Regions from separate parts of the Homo sapiens genome. Here region 2 is linked to region 1. A link is a loop called in an ENCODE intact Hi-C map of the cell type or tissue named here. Cell type or tissue: OCI-LY7. All regions are shown on one strand. Links, peaks and the distances in the headings refer to the core of each region. The heading gives the core; the rest is flanking DNA.

The links. Peaks named below come from ENCODE experiments on the same cell type or tissue, not always from the same donor. Only the 100,000 strongest peaks of a DNase experiment are listed, where the experiment ranks them.
Region 2: a loop joins it to region 1, with 12 times the contacts of the local background. A loop is called at or near these places in 2 of 110 quality-filtered maps.

What each region holds. Positions count from the first base shown.
Region 1 is chr18:74,141,622-74,144,428 of GRCh38, forward strand. All of the region lies in intron 1 of FBXO15 (F-box protein 15), which reads right to left. Among named protein-coding and RNA genes, the nearest start is that of FBXO15, 4.8 kb to the right of the region's middle. In OCI-LY7, for the core only: no CTCF peak of the experiment used is centred there; no DNase peak of the experiment used is centred there.
Region 2 is chr18:74,059,746-74,062,552 of GRCh38, forward strand. No RefSeq gene overlaps it. Among named protein-coding and RNA genes, the nearest start is that of FBXO15, 87 kb to the right of the region's middle. In OCI-LY7, for the core only: no CTCF peak of the experiment used is centred there; a DNase peak (open chromatin) is centred at 1,066; H3K27ac peaks cover 763 bases.

The DNA of each region.
Region 1 (2,807 bases), core at 277-2,776:
AAAAGTAATGAACCAACCCCCCTGAAAGCTGAAGTATGAAATCCACACACAACTGGTCTTAACAGAGGATGGCCCTCAACTCTGAGCACAACCTATTAGATGACACAAGTGGTGAAAAAGGAGCCCTTGCCCTAGGCATCAGCTGGCCAGGTGACAGTGTAGCCTGGAGCCTACCGCAAGACAGCATCATGATATGCAGCACGCACTCAAATCACCCACTGGCACCTGGCTGCCCTGCTTCCCAGGCACAAGTCTCCACATGCTTCCAAGCAGCTACAGAGTAAATTCCTCTTCCCTTTGTGAATTTTTCTCTCTAGAAAAAAGCACAGTAGCTGGTACAGGGTAGGCCCTCCACAAATATTAGTGATCAGCTGCTCCACTGGCATCTCAACAAAGAAGTTGCATAAGGTAAACTTTTCCAGATCCTGTAAGAGTAAAAATGCACCGAGGAAAAAAAAATGCTGGCTCCACATGCCTTTCCATCCCAGCTTCAGTAAAAGGTGCTTAATATACTTTTGGTCTTATATGACTTTCTAGCCAATGGTTTTCAATCTGTGCTCTGCAGGGCAGGAAGACAGGGAGAAAGGACAGGAAGAAATGCTAATTGGGACATTTTTGCAATACCCTCTCCTCCTTTAATCAGATAATTCTACCTGTTATATATTTTTGTACTTCTGTTAGAAATTTTGTTTAAACACAGATTTCCACAGGAGAAAAGCTTAGGCTCCATTAACATGGTCCTAACATAGTAATCATAAGTAAAATATCATTTCCTAATTGCATTCGTCTCCTAAGACTACCTTCACAAACTGGGTGACTCAGAACAACAGAAATGTATTATGTCTCAGTAGCCAGATGTCCAAAACCCAAGTTGTCAACAGGGCCGTGCTCCCTCTGAAGGCTCTAGAGAGGATCATTCCTTTTTCTGGTGGTTGCCAGAAATCCTTGGTGTCCCTTAGTTTGTGTCAGCATAACTCTAATCTCTGCCCCCATCTTCACAGAGCAATCTTCCCTCTAGGCATATCTGTCTCTGTGCCTCTTCTTATAAGGATATCATTCATATTGCACTTAGGACCCTCCCTCATCCAGTATGACCTCATCTTAACTAATTATACCTGCAGAGACCCTATATCTAAAGAAAGTCACATCCTGGTGTTCCAGAAGGACATAAATAACTTTAGAAGGTATAATACACTTTGTTTACTGTCAATAGTCAACACAGTAAACAAATTTGTAATACATTCTAAAATTATTTAAAAGCATGACTTATTTTTAAATGGTTATTATTGTTGTAAAGTCTGTATTGACTTATATTACATATTCAAAGATAAAATATCTACAATTGATAAAGGATTCTAACACTTAAGCTTCAAATAAAGGGAATTTCTATCATTCCTTCATCAAACAATAACAATTCCTATCAGGAGCTCCAAACCTGTAACCCTTAAGCCTATGGGAGTGTGGGGGTTGGCTGTACCTAGAATCGGAGTCCACACATACCCTAAGCATCATATGAATAATTCTATATATACTTTAAACATAAATATTATTGTAGTTCATCAAATATAATTTTATTTAAGATATTAAATAAATACCTTACTGAATCAGTAACAGCTTTTTGTCATTGTTTATTTCCTCAATAAGAAGCCAGAAAAATAAAAACTGTTACCTTAGGCCTTTCCAAGAGAACCAAAGAAAAGTAAATTCATCTGATGGATCAATTTTAATCTAGCAATTGGCAAATACCAAATAAATGATGATGATTCATGCTGGCTATGTTACAAAGAAACAGGCATCCTCATTTACTGCCCGTAAGACAAGATACAGTGGTACAAACGTTATGGAAAGCCAAATCTGATATTGGAATCCAGGATCCTTAAAAAGCACATATGCTCTTTTAAGCCAGGAATTCCACTTCTAGAAATGTGCACAGATAGTTCACTCAAGAATGTCCATCTCAGAGTTGTCTGCACTGGGGGAAAAAAATACTAAAAACGGTATAGAGATTGGTTAAATTGCATGGTCTCCATAGAGTTAACAATGTCTAGTCAATTAAAATATAGATTTTTCAACCCAGGTTAAGTGTTTGAATTAGAAACAGGTCCCTGATGGCCTCCAGGTGTCTATATGGCTTGCTCCCTCACTTTCTTCAGCCATTTACTACAATGTCACCATCTCACTGAGACCTTCCTTGGCTGTTATATTTAAACTGCAATCCAGTCCCCTCTGCCACACACACATGCACTTTGTGTCCTTTCTCTGTTTCTCTCCTTAGCACACATCACCATCCAACACTATACATTTAACCTGCCTGTCTTGCTTACTATCGCTGGAATGACATGGGCAGTTATACTGCATGGGTTTGTTCACTGCTGATCGTTCAGCACCCACAATATGCCTGGCATGCGAGCAGCATTCAATAAATATCGCTGAATCACTAACAGTATAACTGAGAAAGCAGGTTATATCAGTATATACTACTAGGTTGGTGCTAAAGTAATTGCGGCTTTTGCCATTACTTTCAGTAACAAAAACCACAATTACTTTTGCACCAACCTAATACATAAACTTATTTTTCTATTTCTCTAAGAGGAAAAGTAAATATATGCATACAAAGAAAAGAGATCTAGAGACACCAAGGTTTAACAGTTAACAGATCTGATTCATAGGATTACAAAATCTGTTGGTGAAGGTCTTTTTAAATGGGGACGATTTAGGGGGCATAACTCCATGTATGTTCTAATTTTTCTTAGCATATTGAATCTGTAATAAGTTGGGGGGTGGGGGTGTTGTTTTAATTTCAAACC
Region 2 (2,807 bases), core at 1-2,500, 82 kb before region 1:
ACATAGGGAGGCCCCCATCTCTACAAAAAATAGAAAAATTAGCTTAATGTGGTGACATCCACCTGTAGTCTCAGCTACTCAGGAAGCTGACATGGGAAGATCACTTGAGCTGGGGAGGTTGAGGCTGCAGTGAGCCATGATCGAACCACTGCACTACGACAGAGCAAGACTCTGTCTCAAAAAAAAAAGAGTGCCAGTAGATAAGGTATAGGCTATGTAAGCAGCATGCATGGATTGAAAAAATAAAGAATCATACTGGGATTACTGATATGGATATTGTTATACCCATATCAATAATATCTATGAGTAAAAGACTTTGTAACAAGAATATTAAAATATTTGGATTATTTAGGCAAAGAAGAGGAAAACACTGGGCCTTGCAAGAAAGGAGCCTGCCCATTCCACTTTCCCCTGGGCCCTCCTCAGCTCCGGGCCACCTTGCCTGGTGTCTTTTTGGCCTCTACCCAAAGCCGAACCCCAGCTCTTTCTTTTTCTCCAGTTCTCATCCTACTTGTACTTGTGGCTCCCTCTGTCTACAGCTCTCCTGGCCCTGTGATTTATCTCCTACCTTCTCCTTTCCACACACTTGTTGAGGACTTGCTATGCTTTGAGATCAACTGTTATGCTCAATACTTAAAAAATAGGCTGTATTGAATACTGAAAAGGAAGCTGCATTTTCCCCACGTTCTTCCCTTTTCTTTCCTTTCTTTTTCCTTATGCTTTTCTCCTACCTGGATAACCTCAGTTTTACAAAACAAAAATCAACCCATATTTCAAAGTGAGGTAGAAGGCACAACTTGACTCCAGAGGTGGAGCTTGGACACCAGACCAAATTGAGGACTAGCTAAAATAGGGAAGAAGCAGACGCACCTCTCCTAAGACACACCCACCAGTGTGGATGTCAGTTTACCATTGCCATAGCAACATGCAGAAGCCACTGCCCCTTTCCATGGCAACAACCTGGTGACCCAGATGTTACCCCCCTTTTTCTAGAAATGTCTGCACAATCTGCTCCTTAGTTTGCATGTAATTTAAAGTGGGTATAAACACGGCTGCAGAAGGGCCTTTGAGCAGCTACTCTCAGTGCACCACCTGTGGGTAGCCCTGCTCTGCAGATGCAGTCACGGAGCTGTAACTGCCACCTCAATAAAGCTGTTTTCTTCTACCACCAGCTTACCCTTGAATTCTTTCCTAGCTGAAGCCAATAACCCTCCTGGGTTAAGCCCCAAGTTGGGGCTCACCTGCCCTGCATCAAAGGCCCATGGAGACTTTTTCATTCCCTCCTCAGACCTCATCCCCCTTCTTCCCTCCACAGAGAACAGAACTGGGACACGGCACACGTCATGGTCTGCTTCTCTGGTCATCCATGTCTTCTCCTCTTGGAATCCAAAGTAGCCAGGGTGTTGCCTTATGCTGAAGAAGCACAAAATAAATGCCTGCTGGCTTTCCTTCTTAGGGTCCCTGGCTATTGTTAGGGGAAGAACAGTTTTCTTGCCTGTGTTTTAGAATGAGTGGCACGAAATGCGAGCAAGAGCCTGCTACTTAAGTGTAAAGTATCAGCTGCAGCTCACAGAGAATGCATACATCTAAAACCCAGAGCTCATGCTGAAATCTGAAACAAAGGGCTTACATTCGTCTGCTACACGATCCTCTCACCATTTTCATGGGGAGACTAGAGCATTTAAAATAATTGAAGGTAATCCTAAGTATTCTGTCCGAAAAGCCATATTTAACTCCTGATACAAGAACAAGTTTCAAACCCATATTCACAATTAAGGGAACGATTTTCTCACATCCACAGATGGGGACAGGGGAGATTCTGCACACAGAAGTAATATTCTCTGTTGCTATTAGGATTTTCATAAATCACAGTGATTAAAATGCATGGTTATACTTCCTAATTTAATAACACCCTGAGGAATAAAAGTGATGGGAACATAAACCATGAGACTATAATGCATTGTCTGCCTCCAGAATAAAACTTTCAACATTTTCCTAATGCCAGTGTGGCAGGTTTTCCGTTTTTTGCCCCTCCATGAAACAAAGTTTTACCATCTGGGGACTGGGGACTTTTTTATACAGTATAGCTTTGAGAATCTCTTTTTACAACAGTTATAGATGTACCATAATTATCTCCTTGTGAAAGAGAAGAGCAAACGCCTACAATTTCAGGTCAGGCATCACGCAGGTCTCTTTCAGCTGTCCATGGAGCCCTTACTAAATAGATACATCAGCACAGTCATTTTACAGGGCTGCCACAGAAATGCATTTCTCCGGCATGGCCATTCATTCCACTTAAGCAAAACCAATAATAGGGCAAATTCACAATTTAGCTGCAAAACAGTGGCCAACAGAATCTTATTACGGAAAGAAAGTATCTTGTTCTGGGAAAATGGGTAGATGGGGTCTATAAATCTGTAAGCAAGCAGACAGCCACTTAGTATCTTATTCCAAGACAACAGCAATTCTTGCCTAATAGTGCAAAGATCAGTGTGTATTGCACAAACACAAGAATCGGGGGCAATATAAGACCGCTGGGATGTAGGCTGTATGTAAATAAAACATTGAATCATTTTTATGGCTGGCTCCAGAGTCTAGTTACATCAGAATTTAATAGTAGAATTAATGTAACCATGAACTAAATTTCTCATTTTAAAATATTTTATTATAGCAACATTAATAAAATTACAAATAAAATGTACTTAGAATCTCTTGACTTCAACAAATCAAATTGCGTTTATTTGTCCATTATTACTTCTAGTCTCTTATTAAAATATCTAACTTTTGCTTAGCTTAAAGAATGCTGC